2 separate regions of the Mus musculus genome follow, and region 2 is linked to region 1. The links are chromatin loops, found by intact Hi-C in ENCODE. Cell type or tissue: left cerebral cortex. All regions are shown on one strand. Links, peaks and the distances in the headings refer to the core of each region. The heading gives the core; the rest is flanking DNA.

Region 1 (11,048 bases), core at 1,826-9,825:
AAGATAGAGAATATTGGAAAATTAATATTGGAAAGAAAAGAAGGGCACACAAAAAAAAGACTACTATTTTGATCCAAATTAAAATGTAGCCAATTTTCAGTAGTAACTATTCAGGAAGCCTTCTTATCTAATTCAGTGGGATCTATTGTTCAGGTGTACAGACTTCATAGAGATGGCATTTCTCAATATATATTTCATAGTATTTCTTTCCTTTTCTCTTAAGGGTCCAATTATATCTCTATAAGACCAAACTATGGAGTAGTCTGACACTTGGAACTTCACTTGTCATATAAGCCATGGCTTATAAATTTAAACACTACATTCTGACACTGCAAGAGTCAGAAAACAAGAAAAGTAAGCAGTCCATTGGACTTCATGTAAATATAACTTCAAAGAGAGTCTATGGGTAGACAAAGTATAACACCTGTCGATAATTCCCATGTCCAATTTCTGATCTTCAGCTGTTGGATCATCTTATATGACCAAATAATCTAGATTTCTGTATTTTGATGAAAAGATTTCAAATTTATCCTTGACATGGATTTTATACATGGTTTTAGGTTACATAAGATAAGCTTGTATACCAAATGCCATGTGTTAGCATTGGCTTCCAAAACTAAGATGATTCTCTTCTCAAGACACATGTAGCCTTTGGCTGTTTAAGATCTTCGACTCTCTAGGTTAGACTACATAGTTTACCAGCCTGTGTGGCCCAGGCAGCTTGTCATGAGGTACTCTGATTAATAGTGATTATAGCCTGTTCTTATGCCATATACAATACCTAAGGCAGACATGACAATTGACAATGTTGCATAACATTAGAATAACCTTGCTTTTCTGTGGGTCATATACAGTTTTTAATGTTGGAGTTTTCTATGCTTTTCGTTATTAAAGATCATGTTTTCTTTTCAGCTTATGGCTTTTGAGCCACTTGCTCACCTGAGGCATATTGTCAGATAATGAGTCTCAGATACACAATGGGTGGACTATTTTTTTCTCTGCAGTTCTTCAGCTAGTAAGTTCATAGATACTTCACTTTGGCTCACTCACTGTACTTGGTTAGCATGTTATGTGCTCTGTATTTGAGCTATTCATTATTCTTTTAAAATTATCTCATAAATCCAGGCCTTTCATTCTACCTAATTAGCTTGTCAGTTTAATCTCTGTTGTCCAGTTATAGTAGGTTGTCCTTACATCATACTCATTTTCCATAACTCTCACAGTTGCCCAAATAAATATTTTAAAAGCATAGTTTTATTGTGCTGAGATAAATATTCAAGGAGGCTTAGAGGATAAAGTCTATGTAAAGAGTCACACAATTAGATCTCAGAACATATTAAAAATGGAAATTCTGCTACTTTCCCAGGAATATAACCTTTACTTCCAATTGTACAGAATTAGGGTTAGTTAGGGTTAGGGTATTAGTTAGGGTTTCTATTGCTAGAATGAAACACCATAACCAAAATTCTTTCCTCTCCTCCTTGGAGGAAAGTGTCTATGTGGCTTAAATATCATGAATTGCAGTCCATTGAGGGAAGCCAAACCAGGACCTCAAACCAAGCAGAAACATAGGCAGGAGCTGTAGTAGAGCCTATGGAGGAATGCTGCTTACTGGTTTGCTGCACATGACTTCCTCCATCAGCTTTCTTAAAGCATCATGAACCACCATCCAATGGGAAGTACCACCCACCAGGGGCTGAGTCCTCCCACATCAATCACTAATTAAGAAAACATCCTACAGGCTTGCTTACAGCCTGATCAAAGGCAGGCAATTCCTTAACTCCTCTGATATGATTTCACGTTTTGTTAGGTTGACCTAGAGCAACCCAGCACAACAATGATTCCCACAGCTTTTTGAATGTCAGGTTCATGCTGAAGAGGGTTATCCTTTTATTGGTCATCTTCTCAGAAGCACCACATAAAAAATCTTAGTCTGCTCTGTGCTCTTCAGCTTCAGTGCAGTGCATTACGATGATGTCATCATCATGCTGTGGCCTTCTTTTCTTCCCGTATTTGTCTTTGATTGAAGGTGCGCAGAAGCCATGTTTTGTTCATTAGACTAATTCTCAAGAAACGAATGTGCAAAGCGGTAGACACTCATTAACATTATGTGTTGATATAGATTCATTATTTTATTTTTTTTAGAAAGATGACATAATAAGTAAGACCTCTGGTGTGAAAAATAAACAGACTTAAACTTAAGTTACAGACCTGACACATGTGAGCTGGGTAACTTCAGGCAAGGCATGCATAGGTCTTGGTCTCTGCTACTCTGTTTACTTTTTGAAAGGTGTCCTTAAGGAAATGAAGGGTCAATACAGAGCTGGGAGAAAATCTTTAGGATACTTATCTAAGGAAAAGCCTTCCATGCAAAATGTAATACAGATTCAATACAACTGAACGATACAAGCTACCCAATTAAAATCTACAAATGGTTTGAATAGACATCTCAGTAATCAAAGACGATCTGAGAATGGCAAATCAGCACAGAAAGAAATGTTACAGCTCCTTAGGAATTAAGTAAATGCAAATTAAAACCACAGTGAGACATTCTAAACACTCATTAGAATACTTTACACTTAAATGACAAAAGCTTAACAAAAAAAACAGTATTTCACGTAGTAGTGAGATAAGTAGAGCTGTTCATCATTGCCAAGAAAACAAAACTACTGCCTGACTTGGTGCAACCATTCAGCAGTGTAAATATAAATATAAATATAAATATAAATATAAATACAAATACAAATATAAATATAAAAACATATGCATTCACCTTGTACCTAGCTATCTAGTCCCTTCCCCCCATCTACTCCAGAGACACTAAGATAGGTGTCCTCTCCAAGATAATGAGAGTGATTGGGGAGTTTTATTTGCCATAGTCTAAAACCAGATACATTCCAAGTGGCTATCAACATTTAGACGTGAAACTAAACTAAATCAGATAAAAAGCACTTGTTGTAGATCTATTCAATGGATGATAACTCAAAGTATCAAAACACACAGCCTAAATTAACATGAAAATTATTATGCTAAGAGAAAGAAATCAAGTAAAAATAAATCATCCTCTATATTTTATTTAAGTCAGATTATAGAAAATGCAAAATGTTTTATTGTCACAGAAAGTATATAAATAGTTTCATGGAGGTGAGAGTGAAGAGAGTTGAACACAGAAGCACAGGAAAATATTCTGGATATGTGATGTGTATTTACAACCATCTGTGTTGATTCCTGAAGTTTATAAGTCAGTCATGTTAGCCCTGGTTCGAGTTCAATGAGAGTCCCCTCTTCAAACCATAAGGCTATGAAGTTACTCATAGCCTCAAATACACCCACATAGATTTGTGAACTCCAAACTACCCCCCTACACACACACACACACACACACACACACACACACACACACACACTCACACACCTCACTCAAGAGACTAGATCACTTTATTTGAAGAGTAATGATTGTCAAACCAAAAAAGAGGGAGGACTCTGTTGAATGCTATTTATAAGGATGTGTTTCTGCTAAAATGAAAAGAAAGGAGATGATATATCCTAAAGTATAAACCAAATTCTTATGTATCTGTTCTGATATCCATCAAACATACCACTGAGTTTTGAAGTGGGTTTTGTTTTTGTTCACTTGAAAATTTCTAAACGTGTATTATGTACAGTGATCAAACAGTTTTCCATTCAATTCCTTCCAATTCATTTCCATCCCCCAACACTTCCCATGCTCATTTCTATGTTTGCATTTATTGTAAGAAAATTTCATATATTTTTATAATATTCTTTCTACTCCTCTAACTCTTCCCAGATCTTCTCTATTCTCTACCCACCCAACTTCATGGCTTTTTGTCTCTCAAAAACAAAACCAAAAATAAATACTAGACAACAATAAACCATGGAGTCCAACTTGTGTTGACCAATGTGCCAGATCATTCAGTAGATTACAAAAAGACTTAAATATATGTAACTGAATAAGACAACTTTTAGGTGCTTAAAATAATAATAAAAAAATACTAAAAGAATATAAAAGCCCACAATTTCACTTTAATGTTATAGTACTGTAACTTTAATTTTTCCAAATCCTATTTTTAATGATGGTTCTTAAACATTGTAACCTTCCTTATAGCCCACCACCAACCAAAAGTAGTGGAAAAGAAAGGATATGGGGAAGTGGACCTGTTTATAAAGGTTCTTTGGAGCAACTCCCATCTGTGTAGTCTGGAAATTGGCAGTTTAGTTCACAGGTTAGCAGGCAGAGACAGCTCCATCCACTCGCAAACATTTCATGGATGGAGGATACACCAACAGTCCAGTTTGTTAGAGTTGGGTTAGTAACAGTGGTGACATGGACAACTAGGCATCAGCCTTGACTTGAGTTAGCAGGAGGGACCAGGAAGGACATCAGAAGACGTTCTCCACTGTGCCTCCCTCAGCAAAGCTCTCTCTATCACTCAGTTGATTCCTATTTATACCCTCAAAACATCTCTTGTCCTGAGCCTCATCACATGTGTCTTGCCTCAGCATACACATCCAATCAGCCCAAGTTCTCCAAGGTGTGACAAATGGAATTCAACTATGCAATGTAAGGCAGACCAATACATGCCTGATGTTAGCAAAGAATCCTTCATCGGGTGTCCTTTCACGTGTTTGCTTTAGTAGAACATCCTCTTTCCTGTGTCTGCTTCATTGAAAATTTCCTTCACAAGTCTGCAGTACCCATTCACACCAGTGTCCTCTGCAGGAAAACACTCCTTCAAGTGTTTGCCCTAGTAAAACACCATCTAACACAACTGACTCTCCAAAGAACCATTAATTTTCTACTTCATAGTACCTTCTTGTACCTTTTTTTTTTTTTTTTTTTTTTTTTTTGCTGGTTCGTGAGTTAGTAGGGTAAAGAATGTAGTACTCAAGGTGTCAAGTGGCACTTCCCGGAGCAGAAAGACCAGCTTTCTTAATTCTGCTTGTTGGTTCCATAGAAAAAAAAATAAACCTTAAAAACGACCATTGATTTAGGACATGCCAACTGTTGAATTGAAAAAGCCCAGTTGTGGTGAAATGAGAGGTTGTGAATGTGACTGTAATAAGTTATAGAGAAGAAGAATCTAGAAAACAGTGTGCAAGCAACTATTTTGATTTACCAAAAGAATTTGTAAAGAAGAGAAATGGGCTAGTATCTGATAAGGGAAGTCTGGTCAAGGGTGATATTTTTAAGGTGGGAGACATTTGGATACAGTGAAGAAAACTTAATAAGAAACAGCTACTAATTCTTGTATAAAAACTGATAATTGGTTGAAATGGTGTCCTTAAGTAGCAAAGGATGGGAGAATTTAACACAAAAGAATAGGTAGTCCTGTTGTAACAGATGGAACACATGGTGTTTACAAATGAGAAGAACTTGAGAAGTCCTTTTGATTGGTTAATCAGTCCAAGAATGAAGATGGTGAAACAGAAGTTTGTGAGGGTAAAAAGAGGGGGTGGGAAGGAGTCATCTGCGACAACAGGGAATAAATGGAGCAGGGAATTGAGTGTTTGGATTGAATGGTATTAACAACCAAGGTAAAGTGATTAACTATGAGTGTGTGAGTCAACTCAACTGATTTGTTTTCTCAAAAAATGTTCACCTGAGCAGGTGCCAAGTAGAAGTAGGCAAAGAGTTAGATATAGCCAATAGTGGAGCTTTGACATATATGCAATAAAAGGGAGAACTTAAGATGGACAGTGGAATTGTAGGGAAGAAGGGAAGAAACAAGATAAATAATTATAATTAAGGGGTTTAAATTCATAAACAAGTTGAAAGATCTCATCAAGATCTTAGTAAAAGGGCACAGAGAAGATGAAGGATGCTAGGAGAAGCCACTGTGCTTAGATTTAGGCTTATGGAGGAATTTTGGTTACTAGCTGTTTTTGATTGAAATGGAATGAATGTCAGAAATAGTTTAGGAGAGAAAAAATGATGCCAGAGAAGATCACATAAAGAAACAAATGTTAGGATTTGAAAAAGTAACTTCCATGAGTGTTGGCAACATGCACAGTTACAAGAGAAAGATTGTTAAAGTAACAGTAAGCCAGGCATGACATCCTCAGGCCTAAGGCTGTTATGACTGCGGATGTGATAACGTGGAGTTAACATATAGTGGAGAGAACTTGGGAAAGGAAGAGAAAACTCTAGAAAGGACAGCAATATCAGGATTATTTCACATTCTTTTTAGGTTCTGATATAGAAATCTATAAAGTATAAGTTCTGGAAGGAAAGCAGTCACCCTGGGGAGAGCCAAAGGACAGGAACAAGCCTCAGAAAAGAGCTTAGTTTCAAATGTGTTCCCAATGACAGAACAATCTTTGTCTATAAATAGCCCAGAAATGATTCTGCTTTTCTGGCTGCTGAGGATTCTGTCTACTCCGTCTTAACACTTCATGTGGAGCTGTGAAGACTCACTGTGAGAAGACTCACTGCTGCATCTCTGGCACCCTCAGCCAACCCTACACCCACACCACCCACACCACTAACAGCTTAGACTTCAGACCTACTGATTACAAAAGTTTTTGTGTCATGAACCTCTCTGCTTCTCCTCTCCCCTCCCCTCCCTTCTTCTCCCTCCTATCCCCTCCTCTCCCTTCCCCTCCCCTCCTCTCCCTTCACCTCCACTCCCCTCCCCTCTCCTCTCCTCTTTCTTCTTCTCCCTCTCTATCTCCCTTTGGAGCTACTTTTTAGCCATACAACCAAGTCAACTTCTTCTTTTTTGGAAGGAAAAGGTATAAAATGGATAAAGAGATAGTTCAAAATATTTTAGGACACACTTAAGTGAGAAAGCAAGAAAACTATACTATCAAGGCTCACAATATGAAGCTGAGTGTGTGATTTGTCAATAGTCCCAGAAATGCCAAGTGGGATGTGAAGAAACCACGGAGGATTGCCAACTCAGTTGGATCCAGAATCAAATAAGAGGCATCCCTCTGAATGGCTCTTTCATAGAATTATCAGGGAAGCTTAACTGGGCCAGTATCTTCTACTTGCAGCAGCCCAGATATATGAACAGGTCCCAGGGAAAAGAGAGCTATCTGCTTGCTTATTTCCCTTTCCTGCTGGTGGGTTCATTTAACCCATTGCTGCTGCTGCTGCTCCAGCTATTACTGCAGTCAGAACCCAGCAAGCAAATGACTCTCCAGGAATCCTATGGGGTCTCAGAACCAGACTGCGACCATTGAGGCATCTAGTTTTGGGTGGAGCAGACGTAGAATTCCCAACATCCCTGGCATGGATATTGTTGAACTACCCAGCTTGTATCCTGTAAGCTAGTCTAATAGAGTCCTCTTGCAATATGTATTTATCTTGTCCATCCTGTCACTTTTTAAAAAGTTGATGAATGAAAGCAGCAGGTAAACGTATACCTTAAGAGAAGAAAAATCTTCAAGAAAGAGCAAAATAAGAAAACAAAAACCAAAAACAGGGAAAAAAAACCCAACTTGTTAACTTTGTGGCTTTGTCTTAAAAGCCTCCCTACACCTACTGTAAAATTCAAGAATGTGCTTTGAACAAGTGCCTTCCAAAGACTGCAATCTGTGAAAAAAGAAAATATTCATAAAGGACTCTTCTTTAATCAAATCTATTTAACAATGCCAGGCCTCCTGCACTTTCTCCCAAAATTCTAATGTTTTTAATTCAAGGAATTAAGTTGTGATTCCAGCATTTGCTGAGTAACCATGTATTGATGATGTGCAGTAAAACTGATCACCAAACTCATGTTCAACATTAAATGAAATTGAAGTATCATTTTGTATTTGTTTCTTCTGGAGATGAATTTCAATGCAATTTGTTTTATGCCATTGATGCCCCCCTCCAGTGATAATAACATGCCTGGTACACAGAATTTTTTACAACACACTTCACAGAATTGTCTCAAGTGACCCATACAATGCTCCTGTGAGATAGAAAAGACAATTCTTATTTTAAGTTTGTGTTTGAAGAACCATCCAACTATGCATGACAGAGGAGTGACAGAAAATCCCTAGTTAATTTTCTTACCAGTGCTTCATTTTCTATTCTGTTACATATTAGAGAGCAAAGAGTTATTAGAAAAATAAGTGACATGTTTATTCCTTTAAATTTTCCCTTTTAACAAAGTGCCTTCATATTCCTTCACTGTGCCTACATGGTGAAATAGATGTAAATCCCATCTTGAAAAGGTTCATTGCCCAGCAGAACAGAGAAAGAAGTTGCAGTTTTCCAGAATGATGGTGAAGGATGGTATCTAAGTGACTACCATGTTAGAGTACCAGATAGCAGTGGACTCTCATCTATGACTGCAGGCATTAAGGACGTATCAAGGGTGGTGACTCAGGCTTAACAATTGCAGCTGAGAAAGTAAAGCAAATTCAAGCTAGGAATAGGCAAAATGTTCCAGGGAGAAGAAATGAAGGGACTTGGGAATCTACCTTTATTAATGTCTCGGCACAATAGAACATCACTCAAGATACATGAGGATCCCACCTTTCACACCTTTCTCCTAGTGCCCAAGCACTCCATGCTTGTACATCATTGGCCCAGAAAGATACGTGAAGACTCTGACATTGATTTATCAAGAGATTAGCAGACTTTCTTGGTAATCAAATGTTTGTTCACCCTTTACTTCTAAGACCTGTTCTTTGATCTTATCAAGAAAACCCCCTGTGTGTGTGAAGTTGTTCTTTGTTCTAGTACCTGATGACCACCTTCCTCTGGACTGGGCCAATATGACTTCACAAGAACCTTTTCCTTTAGCTGGTACAAACATCAACTAAAAGGAATAGCAGTTTATCATATGTCATGTTAGACGTTTTGGTCTATGGTCACTTGGTCCTGATGCTTTGAGCCTAACATCATAGCAATAAGCACATAGATGAACAGAGCTACTATTTCATGATGACCAGAAAGTGAAAGGAGAATTAGGGACCAGGGCTCTATTATTCTTTAATAGGACTTCCTCTAGGAAACTCATTTTCTTCTGCTAGGCCCTACCTCCTAAATGTGGCATCATTCTTGCTATCTCCATGTTTGGTGAAGAAGCTGTTAGCTTAGGGAAATTGGAGGACAGATCAGATCGAAATCATAATGCCACCCATCTACCTGAAGTTTACCACAATTTACTATGTTCTAGGACCATGCACTGGGGCAAAGTGTGGTTGTGGTTTAAAAATATTTTAAAATACCACTAGTATTTCACTTTCAAAAATACTTAATTCCTAAAGCTTATGATGCACGGTAACAGCCTAGGTATGCCAAACTAATGCAAATGCATGTCTGCTGACTAATAACACACTACATTGTTGTATGCTATGTCTCTTGAACAGCCAGAAACATTCCAACAAGGAGCATGTGGGAGACCTAAAATCAAGTCAATAGCTTTCCTAGCATGCAAACTTTACATCTAGATGAAGTGCATTCATTTATTAAATATGACTGAATTCTTATTCTTGTATGTTTTAGACATCGAAAATGTGAATCTGTTTAAGTAATCTCAAATATAAGAGTTCCTTGTCTGTGTCTGATCTAGCAGTTATAACTCTATAACTGCCAACATCCTTTGAGTACATTTACTTAGTAGGCTTTTCTAACGTTCCACAGAGAGGCTAAGAGTGTCACTAGAGAGCATCTGTAGGATTCCTGCTTTATTTTGACCCACCTACAGAATTCTTCTATCGATGTATTTGGAGAGTGTCTTGGTTTATAAAACATGAAACCACTTCAGCTTTAGAATTTCTGATAATTTAAAGCTTTCTCATGAGTCACGGTCCATAATAATTTGGCTTTAGAATAAACTCCTTCCCCTTTTGAGTTGAGAATTGTGTTCTACTGCTACAACAATAATACAAAAATAAGGCATATGCAATTTCATCAGCAAATATTATGAAGGTTCATGAGCATATAATACTTAAAATCAGAAATTTCTGTATTTTATTTTTATTGTTTTAATGTAGAAGCACCTGATGTCAACCAGCATTAAAAAAAAAAAATCTAAAGCTACCGAGTTGTTTCATTAAAATGTTTGAATAAAAATTCTAACATTACAATTTAGCTAAAAGATTAATGATATCAAAAGAAAAGCTGAGAGTAGACATATTGAATTTAATCCCGGTGCCAAGCACTTAGAGGGAAAAAAAATCAAATTTGCATGAAATGGTTACTAGGCCAAATGATGGTAGTCTAACTTTGTAAAAACTTTTGCCCCTTAAACAACGAAATCTGAAGTATTTAAGAAGATGTGGGTCCAGAAAATAAAGACACAGCCAAACAAAGTGACCCGAAACATTTAATGAAAAGGTAATGCTTCCAGGTAAAAGAAGGAAGATCTTTAAACAACAGTAAAATTCTAGATCACAAGTCATAAATTACAAGCACAAAATTTAAAATTTCAAAATAAATTCTCAGTCTATTAACAGGAAAATAAAAAGCCAAAATTATTATAACTTTCAGGAGCACTGTACCTGGCAATTTATCTCAAAAAAATTGAAACATTCATCCTATCTAAGGAGAGGCCACTAACACAAAGCACTGCAGAGATTGTCATAACAATTTTATAATAATCACATTTCATGCCACTGCCTTCACAGTTTTCCTTTTGGGTAAATTAAATTTATTTCTTTTACTTATTCATTGTACATCCCTCTTACTGGCTCCCTCCCTGTCACCCTTTTCCCATCCTCCTCCCCTTCTCTGAGTGGGTCGGGACCCCCTGAGTACACCCCACCTTTGGGCACTTCAAGTGTCTTCGAGACTAGGCACTTCTACTCTCGTTGATGCCAGACAAGGCAGCCCAGCTAGAAGAACATATCCCTAACACAGGCAACAGCTTTTGAGATGGCCCCATTTCCATTTGTTTGGAACCCACATGAAGGTCAAGTTTCAGTCTGATCATATGTGTGGGAAGGCCTAGACTCAGTGTATTCTTTGTTTGGTGGTTCAGTCTCTGAGAGAATCAAGGATCCAGGTTTTTTGACTCTGCTGGTCTTCCTGTGGAGTTCCTATTGCCTTCGGGCAGGCCCTGCAATCCTTTCTCCTATTCTTCAACCTC
Region 2 (11,048 bases), core at 1,508-9,507, 120 kb after region 1:
GCATCTTTGTGGCTCTTAGGGGGCCAGCAGTTTCCATAGCATGCTTTGAATTGCTGCCCAGTCTAACTGGGCATAAGGAATCTGCTTCACAGAACTGGAGTCCCAGAACCTACTTAACTAATTAGCTTCCCGAGAATAAGGAAAACCGTAAGGCAGTGGTGTTGGTGCACACTTGACATTCTAGCATGTGGGAGGCTAGATGGAGTTCATATTGAGACTCCATGCAAAGAGAAAAAAGGGAGAGGCCACAAAAGGAAAAGGAAAGCAAAAAGGAGAAGGAAAGGGAGAAAGGGAGAAAGGGAGAAAGAGAGGAAGAAAGAAAGAAAGAAAGAAAAAAAGAAAGAAAGAAAGAAAGAAAGAAAGAAAGAAAGAAAGAAAGAAAGAAAGAAAGAGGGAGGGAGGGAGGGAGGGAGGGAGGGAGGGAGGGAGGGAGGGAGGGAGGGAGGAAGGGAGGAAGGGAGGGAAAATAACAACTGTAAGGAGGATCAAACCCAATCATTACACTGCATTGAGACACTACAAAGCAAAGACTGTATTACATTTAGGAAAATAATTCTGTGGTTTTAAGAAAACAAACATTTCTGTTTTATATTTAAATTATTTTTCATTATTAATTCTCTGTATGTTTATGTATGTATGTATGCTTGTATGTATGCATACAATCATGTATATGAGTGTGTTCATCCATGTGTCTGCACATGGAGGCTAGTGGTTTACCTTTGGTGTCTCTTTCTTTAGCTTTTCACCTTTTATTTTTAGGCATGTGATGCTAGAGCTCCCCTATTTCTGGTATAGGCTGACTGGCCAGGGAGCCTCTGGGATCACCCCTCTACTGCTCAGCTGTGGGGTAACAGACGCATGCCTTGGGCCCAGAATTGACACGATTCCTGGAGATTCCAACTCTATTTTTCATGGCTCCACAGCATGTACTTTAACCACTGAGCCCTCTCCTACTTCCAATCTCCCTTTTTTCCCTTCTACATGCATTTCTGTATAGATTTGGGGAGAAGCGTAGCAGATGGACTACAGTTTGTACATGGAGGTCAGAGGACACCTTCATGGAGTCGGTCTCTTTTTCTATCATATGGCTGCTAACTACATAGTATACACTAGAAATAAAATAAAATGTCCAGTTCAGTGATGAGTATAGAAAAGTTACAGATTTACAAATGAGGCGCCAGCAGAGTGACTTCTGCTTATAAGTGGGGCCTCCTCAGTACCAACAAATATTTAAAACATGTTTGCTGGCTCTCCCATCTCTTTATAATTTTGAAATTAGAAAATAAATATCAATAAGCAATTGGAGTAGAATCATTAAAGACTAAGGATTAGCATGATTGTTTTTAAAGGCAGATAGAGAACAGGAAAGACCACCATTTTTTTCAAGATGTAAGTCTTCATGACTTAACACATCCCTCTCCCAACCACCAGTAAAATATTGCAGTAAAATATTGGAATTCAATTCCTGAAATGCCATTCTTTGATTTTTTGAGAAACAATCCATGTTGAATGACACCAACTTCATAAACTAAATCTCCAGCTTAGGACTGGCACTGCAGTCATGTCATGATCGACACATAGAAGCTAGAACACCTAGAACTCCATAAAACCAAATGGAGACTGGCCATGACTACATAAGCACCATCACTAAGGACAACAGTGTGTCTATTGGATGGAACACAGAAGCTAGAGAAAGCACCTAAGGAGCTAAAGGGGTCTGCAACCTTATAGGATGAACAACAATATGAACTAACCAGTACCACCCCCCACCCAGAGCTGTGTCTATAGTTGCTTATGTAGCAGAGGATAGCCTAGTTGGCCATCAATGGGAAGAGAGGCCCTTGGTATTATGAAGACCATATGCCCCAGTACAGGGGAATGCCAGGGCCAGGAAGTGGGAGTGGGTGGGTTGGGGAGCAGGGTGTGGGAAGGGTATAGGGGGCTTTGGGGAATAGCATTTGAAATGTAAATGAAGAAAATATCTAATAAAAATGCCTTAAATAAAAAAAAGTATGTATGTGTGGGAGGGGTGTGTATGTGTGCAAGGGTATACATATGTCTCTCTGTGTGAGCGGGTGCTCAGGCATGCATGTGTAGGTGTGGGGTGGAGTCAGAAGACAACCTTGGGTGTTGTCCCTCTGGAGCTACCCACTTGGTTTTAGGAGAAGGGTCCTTCAGTGTGACATTAGGCTCAGGGATTCAAACTGACTTGTTGAACCAGGAACCCCAGCGAGCTACCTGCCTCTGTCTCTCCAGCACAGGGCATGCATACACCTGCCATGATACCCAGGTTTCTATATGGGTGATGGAGACCCGACTCAAGTCCTCCTATCTGAGAGAAGGCCAAGCACCTTACAGCCTGAGCCAACTCCTCAGTTCCTCAACCGTTGTCAATGGATGTCAGGGCATGAGACAGTTTTTGGAAGTGAAATCCGAACAGTGTCAACACACCAAAGTGCAGATGAGAAAGAGGCTGAACATCGTATGCTCAGCCTTTAATGACCTACCCCTTTCTTCCTTGTAAATCCGCTGAGATATTTTATCTATTAAGTTTATTTTCTGGCTGAAGGTTTCAATGAAGTTATTCATCTCCATGAACTCCTCCGGCCGGTTCTTCACTCCTCGCATGGAAGATGCCACTGCTCGGACTGTCTGTCCCATCCTGCTCAGCAAGCCAGGGCCTTGCTTCTTATAGGAAGACAGTTCCTAGAAGCAGAAAGTGAAATAAGTGCTGCGAGTCAAGCGGCAGCGTTCCCAGCTGCAGCAAAGCAACGACAGAGACAAAGACAACGCACTTCCATGTGTGTCTTTAAAAACGTTCACTTTTGAAACATCTGAATTTGGTGGTGGTGGGGGGGGTATCATCCTCTTACACCCCCATTCGACTGTATAATAGTTCATTTCAAAGTGCTCATGTGGACAGTGTTTCCACAGAGCGTAAATCTTTAAAACAAAACACTGGGATCAGCGATTAAGAAGATTGTAATAAGCAATCTCTATCTTTTCCATTTATTTTTATTTTATGTGCATGTGTGTGTGTTTGCCTGTATGTATGCATAGTACACAGACATGCAGTGCCCTCAGAGGTCAAAGAAGGTGTTGGGTCCCCTGAAACTAAAGTTAGAGACACTTGCCAGTGTCCTGACTCAGGTCCTCTGTAAGAATATCAAGGGTCTTAACCGTTGAGTCATCTGTGCAGTTCCCAATCTACATTTTAGCAAAGAGATTCCATATACAAATGATCCAGAGAGGATTTCTTGGGACTCACATTACTACTGATAAGAGTGGAAACCTTAATTAATTCTTCAAGTATACTAGATGATATTTACTGACAGTTTGGTGTGTTCCTGTATCTACCCGTGCCGTCTTACACACACAACTGACAATAAACCCACAATAACTTCTACTATTTTCCTTACTTTACAAAGGAAAATGGGGGCAATGGTAAGGAGAATAAGTTGTTCAAGGTCTGAGAGCAATTAAGCAATGGGGTGGGGAATCACAGCAAGCTCATTTCTGAGGTTCCATTGCTGCACAGGGCACACGCTGCTCTGCACAGGGCACACCCTGCTTCCGTCATGTTCTCATTCTAGTTTATAACCAGACTCTTAAGTCGTCTGGAGTGAGTAAGCTGGGACACCTCCTCCCCTGACTGGCTGTCTGCAGAGAGCTCTTTCAGAAGACATGCACCCAGTTATTTCATAGTTAACATGGGAGAGACAGCTACAGATTGAAAAAAAATGAAAAAGAAAACAGATATTCAGCCATGAAAATCATCCCTTGAGAAATACAGTGTGCTTAAGCAAATAAAGTTAGAGAGCAAAACACATGGGAAAGAGATAAATAGTCTGTGAATAAAAATAATTCCTGATGTGCAGGTTTATAAGCAATGCATCATTTATCCAAACATGAAATAAGCTATTGTCTGTCTTCCCACAGGTTTTCTTTCCAAAAAGTCTTATGAAAACACATTTGTGACCAAAGAGTAACCCTCACTGACCAGACAACCCACCCATCAGGGTTATACCTAAAATATTTTCTAATATTCTCAAATATTTTCTAAAACATTTCACTAGAACACTGGCAGGACACCATTGCCTGCTTTGTGAAGGTGAGAAAGAGGGAGCCTGCAGTCTGCGGTACACATGGATACTAAAGGGCCTGCTGAATTTAAAACAGAACCATTTACCTCGGCCTGTGCAGTGAGGAAAACCTTGAAATCCTCATTAAATGTTAAAGTGGGATGGTCAGCGATCCTGTTCAGAAACTTGTGCAGCGCCTTCCTGCGGGTCTCAATGAAGTCATCATTGAAACGTTCCACCATGCCTTTGACGATAAACTTTTCTGGCAATGGCTGAGACCAAAAACAAAAGCAACAACTATGTGAGAACACATGCCCATGGCAGCAGATTCAGAATGGAGGATGGAAGATGGAGAGGAGAGACAGAGACAGATACAAGGTGTATGGGGACAGAGGTCACAGAGGAGTGGTGGGGAACCACCATGTATGTATACAAATGCTCCTAGGAACCCTGCTGCTCTCTGTACCAACTTAAAAATAAAATAAAATTTATTTAAAGCATCTATCAGAAAGCTTTGAGATGGCCCAGCACCTAAAGGCACATGCTATCAATTCTGACAGCCTGAGGTTGATCTCAAGAATCCACAAGGTGGAAGGAGAGAAACGAATCCGACAAGTGGTACTCTGACCTGCGTACACGAGCTTGCTTACACACAAATAGCAATTATATTAAAACAAAACAAAAACAACCAAAAAACCCAGAATCTTGCCTATAACATGGCACACCAGGTTGCAAAAAATTCTGAAGACCAGTTGAACACCACCTCATCATTTATTATAAAAATAAGTTTAAAAGAAATCCAGGCTGGGAATATGACTTCCCAAGAAAATAATATTCCTGTTGATCAGGGTGATGACCAGAGCTCAAACTTTGGGGATACACTTGGTGGAAGGAGAATTCCCCCTCCCTCCAGTAGTTTGGGACCTTTCTTATATATGACAGCATCCTTAGGCTACCTCCACAATAAACAAACGAGTAAGTACAATATATTTAAAAACATAAAACTAGTCAGGAAAAATAAAATATCATTCCGTGTTATAATAATTTAAAAAGCTACAGTTAAATCAAAGAGTTTAGAAATAAATGTTCCTAAGTAAAAATCATTGGATTTAAAAGTATTATGTTTGGTACTATGTTTTAGACACTCTAAAATACTCAAGAAAACACAATGGCTATATTACAAACAACAAGCTCCACAAACCCTTATAAACTCACGGGAATAATGAGAGTGGGGTGTGCTTCTTCAAGTTTGCCCTTCAACCACAGGAAATCTTGATAACGTCGCCTGACTTCAAATTCACTGGAATCAAACTCCCCACGAGATGTCTGAGAGAAGAAGGAAAACATAGCAGCCCGTGCAGTGGAAGACAGAAGACATTTGCCTAATTCTATTTTAGATATTATGAAAAAAAAATAGGTCTCTAAGAAAACTTGAATCTTAATTATTCAGTGTTTGTCAGCCTGTATTTTCTTTTTCCAGTCATCTATTCATGCAGCAGATGAAATTAAGCGAACTTTCCGGTTTTTTTTTTTTTTTTTTTTTTTTTTTTCCCACAAAGAAAGCAAACACCATGCTTAAATCTAAAGTCGAAACTGAAAAATCTGTCTTCCAACAGCCATCTGGCTCCCGCAGGCTTTTGAGTACTATTGCTCTGGCGTGGCTTTTCTCGCTTAGAAAGTGTGCTCTGAATGTAGGTTTCAAACATTATTCTTTTCTTGACATGATTAGAATTCAGAATTTGAGGAAAGTTCTATTTTTAAAAATCTGGAAAATAACCTGAATATAACTGAGAAGACTGTTTTCTTGGAACGTGTTCAAGTGAGCTGCTTTCACTAAAATCTGCTGTTGGTATGTAAAAATTCCAACATTTTTTTTTGGAGTGATTTTGCCACTTTTTCCAAAAGAATATAATTAATGGATATTTAATGTAAAAATCTTTTATTCCTGTTATTTCTCAGGGGGAGGGTTTTATTTTATTTTATTTTATTTTGAGCTCTATGCTTAAAGTCTTAAAATTTTAGCAAATATATTAGGTCCGCTCTTCCTGGCGAACCAAAAATCTGTGCCAACTCATGTGGCAAGGCCATGGGTTCCATATCGACCTCACAGTTACTGCTTAAACCACAGGCCAAAAGAAAAGTAGCACTCCTCGAATTCATCTATGACATCTCCTGAGAAAATAACCACTTAACTGGATTTTTTGCATGCTAAAAATTATATACTGTAATATTTAGGTTGAGATTTTCCTGCAGGAGTGAAGATGGAATAAAATAAAAAATATTGCAAACATAGCTCCCATCCCAGAAAATAACAACTACCGACATGGGCGAACCACTTGAAAATTAAGCTGTCACAGGGTACAGTTTTAATGGCTTAGAAATTGCTAAGAAGCTTGTGGAATTACACCACCCTACAGAGTTGATATTTACAATATCATACAGTTTATCTTAGTAAACGTTCTCTTTGCAGTTGGAAAAGGTGGGGGTTCATCAGCTGCAGCAGCCTAGGGATCTAAATGTTCACAAAACACTTCAAAAATGTAGTCATTTTGCAAAATGACACATGATATGGAAACAGTAAGAACAGAAGATCTACATCCAGTAAAAACATGTTGAACAATATATATACACACTGACTGATATGTGGATGTACGTATGCATATGCATCACTCTTGCATATACACACACAAATCATCAGTTAGTCACTCTCTATCGGACGGAGCACCAGGCACTACAAACAGGTTCATGAACCACTTCCACAGCAATAAACTGGTATGACCATGAACACCAATGAAGCTTTCGAGCAATGGTCAGCGAGAATGTGATTCAGCTGTGTACGTTCTCAGTCACTTCCAAGTTTTTTTTTTTTCTTTTTTGGTTTTTTTCAAGACAGGGTTTCTCTGTATATCCCTGGCTATCCTGGAACTCATTTTGTAGACCAGGCAGGCCTTGAACTCAGAAATCTGCCTGCCTCTGCCTCCCGAGTGCTGGGATTAATGGAGTGCACCACCACGCCCCGCTCCAAGTCTTTAGTAAACACAAAGCAATCTGTTGAAAATGCCAGCATGAAGATGCCAAACCGAATCAAAGAATCAGTTAATTCTGTCCTCCTCACTCTGTCACTGGTTTAAAGGGATTTTTTGGCATATAACAACAATTGAAGACAATAGAAAATGAGTTCAAATCTAAGAATATTCTTTCTTTCTACTTCAGGACCTTATACTCCTCCTGCGTGGGATACAAATAGCAAAGCAGATAGAGTCACTTCAGCTTAGAGAATGAGTAATTTCCCTACAGTAGACTTTGGAATCACCATCCCACATAGAGTAGTCATATTTGGTCACTTATAGCCATATGATGAACTGAATTTGATGACAGAGCCTGACAGAAAGAACGCCTGTTCTAAAGTATGTGCTTCAAGTATCAATAATGCTTCTAACTGGAATGCAAGTGTCTATGGGAGCATTTGCATATGCAAATGTATTTATATATGCATTTGCTCATCAAATGCAGGTATGCTAAGCTCAGAAGATTTACAAAACTGCTTTTGGGATAAATGAATCTTAATAATCAATTCATTAGTAGAGGACAACAGCTACTGCCTGCATACTAGCTGGCAGTATATATGCTCCGCGATGATAATATGGGAGAAAAGACCTTCTCTTAGATGTATTTCCACAATTCCTAAAGGAACGTAATCTCTATGTGCCCAAAGGGCAAAGCAGTTTGTCCAAGCAATCAACTCAGAACTTTATAAAAGAACTGACGGAAGGATTTTGGGCCCAGAGAGGGATAGAAACTCCACAGGGATACCAACAGAGTCAACTACCCTGGACCACTGGTGCTCTCAGAGACTGAACTACCAATCAAAGAGCACACATGGGCTAGACTGAGGACCTCCACACATATGTAGCAGATGTGCAGCTTGGTCTTCATGTGGGTCCTGAACAACTGGAGTGGGAGATATCCCAAAAGCTGTTGCATGTCTATGGGAAATGTTCTTTTAGCTGGACTGCCTTGTCTGGCTTCAGTGGGAAAGGATGCACCCAGACCCACAGAGACTTGACGTGCCAGGGTAGAGAGATACCAGGGATGGGCCACCCTCTCAGAGAAGAAGGAGAGGGAAATCAGGATGAGGGTGGGAGGAGATGACTCAGAGGAGGGCAATGAGCAGTATGTAGAGTAAGTTAAGAAAAAGAATGTCAGGCTCAGTAACAAAGGTCCTTTTCTCATGAAACAGATGTTTGAATGTGGGAGTCCTGGGGCTCACCCTTCTATAGCTGGATTACTGTTAAATGATTCCAAGCTAGGGTAATTGGTGTGTACAGGTGACTACACACACACACACACACACACACACACACACACACACACATACATATATATAGTCTACATCTTTATAGACCTCAGTATGCATGAATGGCAATATTATAAAGCTGAAACTGGAGCTGAGGATGAATTTCAATTCATGTCTAGCTTGCATGAGATATGATACTCAGCATTGCACAGACCAGGTAGGCTTGGGCACACAAGTCATCGCAGCACTCAAGAAGTGCACACAATAGGCTCATATGTTCAACTCATCCTAGCTGGCTAGTGATTTCATGGCCAGCCTGGGCTAGAGATTCTATATAAAATCAAGCAAGGCTTTCTCAGAGAAGCCATCCATACATGTCCCATGTTTGTGACAAGTTTGTTTCTTCCTTCATACAATTTAAAATTAAGCAAGTATTCAGTAATTAACATCATTGTATTCTCCATCATCATCTATATTTTGAAAGCAGAAATCTCTGTCCATCAAGTGTGGCCTGGCCAGAGATAGAGTCTTGAGTATGTAGGAATCTGAACAACACTAGCACTCACAAAAAAAAAAATACTTTATAGAACAAATCCTTGCATGATTGATAATAAGCAAACAACAAATAATTTTGATATATATCCTATATATAGTAGATGTTTATAGAATTATATATGTAATGTATATTACTGCATATGTGTACAGTTTAAATACTAGGATAAAAGTAATAATAGAAAAGGTCACTTAGTTTATAATAATGTACAGGACAAATTGCCACATCCATACGCAGGCAGGTAAAACTGTAATGGAAAAAGACGTATGGAAGGAAACAGTTTATGCTTAAGTGCGGCTCTGCTGATGACTATGCTGTACAACTGTTGCAGAGTTCCTGAGTTTCATTTTATGATGGAAGAAAATGAGAACAAGTAATAATGTGAACAATCTTAAATTGTTTCCAGGTATGTAGAATGTGTTTAAAGCATTGCCACTAAGTGTAGTCACCACTGATGTCAGCTGGTTAAGAAAACATTCCAATGTCATTGTCATTCATCAGTGTAAACTGTGGTACACACAGTGTGCACTCAGAGTCCCCCCACTGATGCCACCTAATGGCATCCTTATCATCACTACTATAAAAGCGGCCCATTTAACTAGGATGGAGGAAGACAGTAAGATGCTTAAGCAGGAAAAGACCCCTGCCACCAACTCACACAACCTGAGTGCAATCCCCGGACTCACATGGAAGAAGGAAAGGAACACTACCACAAGTTGCCCTCTAACGTCCACATGTGCGGTGGCAACACGTGCACACACACTCATGCCCACCCACCTTAAATTAACTTAAATGAAGTAGATTAAAATATAATGTCAATATGGATGATTCACGGTATGTCACTGATCAAAATCAGATCTCATGGGCATTTCAAAAACCAGTATCTCTGAGGAGTCAAATGATGGGGAAATAACTGTTTCAGAGATCGGGTGAAGGCAGGCACTTAGATGAGGACCCGCAGGAGCCTTGGGTCTGCTCTGTACAGTATTCTTATAATAATCTACTCAGGTTTCTATAAAAGTGTTCAAAGTTACTGCTGTCACCTTATTTAAAAATTAAAAAACTGATTAAAAAAGAGGTTGATTAAAATGCCCAAGACACATAGCAAGAAAAGAAATCTCTACTCAACTCTACGATCTCTTGCTGAAACCCCTCTCGATACCACAAAAATACAAAGACTTCATTCACTCATTCAAGAAAATGATTAGATTTTTAATTAAGTGGATCCCAAGAATTGTATTTGGAAAAACCTTCCTTGAGGGGCTGGAGAGATGGCTCAGCATCTTAACTTCTTCCAGAGGATCCGGGTTCAATTCTTAGCCCCTGCATGGAAGCTCACAACCCAGGATCAAATACCCTCACAGACATATACATAGACAAACCATGACTGTACATGAAAATAAAACACACACACACACACACACACACACACACACACACACACACACTTTCCTTAAGAAGCTCAGACTCCCTTTGGATAAATACAAATCCAGTCCACATGCACTTTTCTACTTACTAGTGGGTAGATGGCAGTTACTGACCACTTACTACCAATGGCTAAATGTTTTACATTGACTGCTTCACTTAGTCGATTCTCAATGCAAGGCTAGCTCTGAGTTACAGAATCAGCTAGCATCTACTAAAGATGGACTATGTGGCTTAGAATTGATACATTTTCAGTTTCATTTCTGTAACAACCTGATGCTTTATGTTCCTGAAGGGTTCCTTTGAAAGAACAGAGGAATGCTGGGAGGCAGTGAGCAGCCAGAGAAGCCTTCTTAGGCAGTGCAGACCTTGCATTTTGAAAAATAAATAGCACTCATTCCATCTTAGGAGATGGAGACGTCAGACAGATGGAAATGCATATTCGGATTCATGAGATCAAGAGGTAACTTTAATAATCAAGAGCATAGAAACAGCTCTACCTGAACAGGCAAGGGGCTCAAGGGTAGAATCGATGAGTCTTGTGGGCAGAGCTGGCCCTGACCTGAGCTCACTTGACCTGGCTCAGAGGGACTGATTGCACTTTGCACTGGAGGAAGTGAGGAGCCAAGGAAAGAGATTCCATATACACACCTTCAGGAACACAGAGCCATAGTATGGCAACTGTGCCAAA

The links. Peaks named below come from ENCODE experiments on the same cell type or tissue, not always from the same donor. Only the 100,000 strongest peaks of a DNase experiment are listed, where the experiment ranks them.
Region 2: it touches region 1 in a loop (2.1-fold over the local background); 2 of 42 quality-filtered maps call a loop at or near these places.

Annotation. Positions count from the first base shown.
Region 1 is chr3:117,710,648-117,721,695 of GRCm38, forward strand. No RefSeq gene overlaps it. Among named protein-coding and RNA genes, the nearest start is that of Gm52614, 140 kb to the right of the region's middle. In left cerebral cortex, for the core only: no CTCF peak of the experiment used is centred there; DNase peaks (open chromatin) are centred at 6,438 and 6,904; H3K27ac peaks cover 977 bases.
Region 2 is chr3:117,834,631-117,845,678 of GRCm38, forward strand. It overlaps Snx7 (sorting nexin 7), which reads right to left. Exons shown (of 9, transcript NM_029655.3): 3 at 5,298-5,408; 4 at 4,190-4,354; 5 at 2,508-2,706. Among named protein-coding and RNA genes, the nearest start is that of Gm52614, 16 kb to the right of the region's middle. In left cerebral cortex, for the core only: no CTCF peak of the experiment used is centred there; DNase peaks (open chromatin) are centred at 3,643, 5,412, 5,716 and 8,202.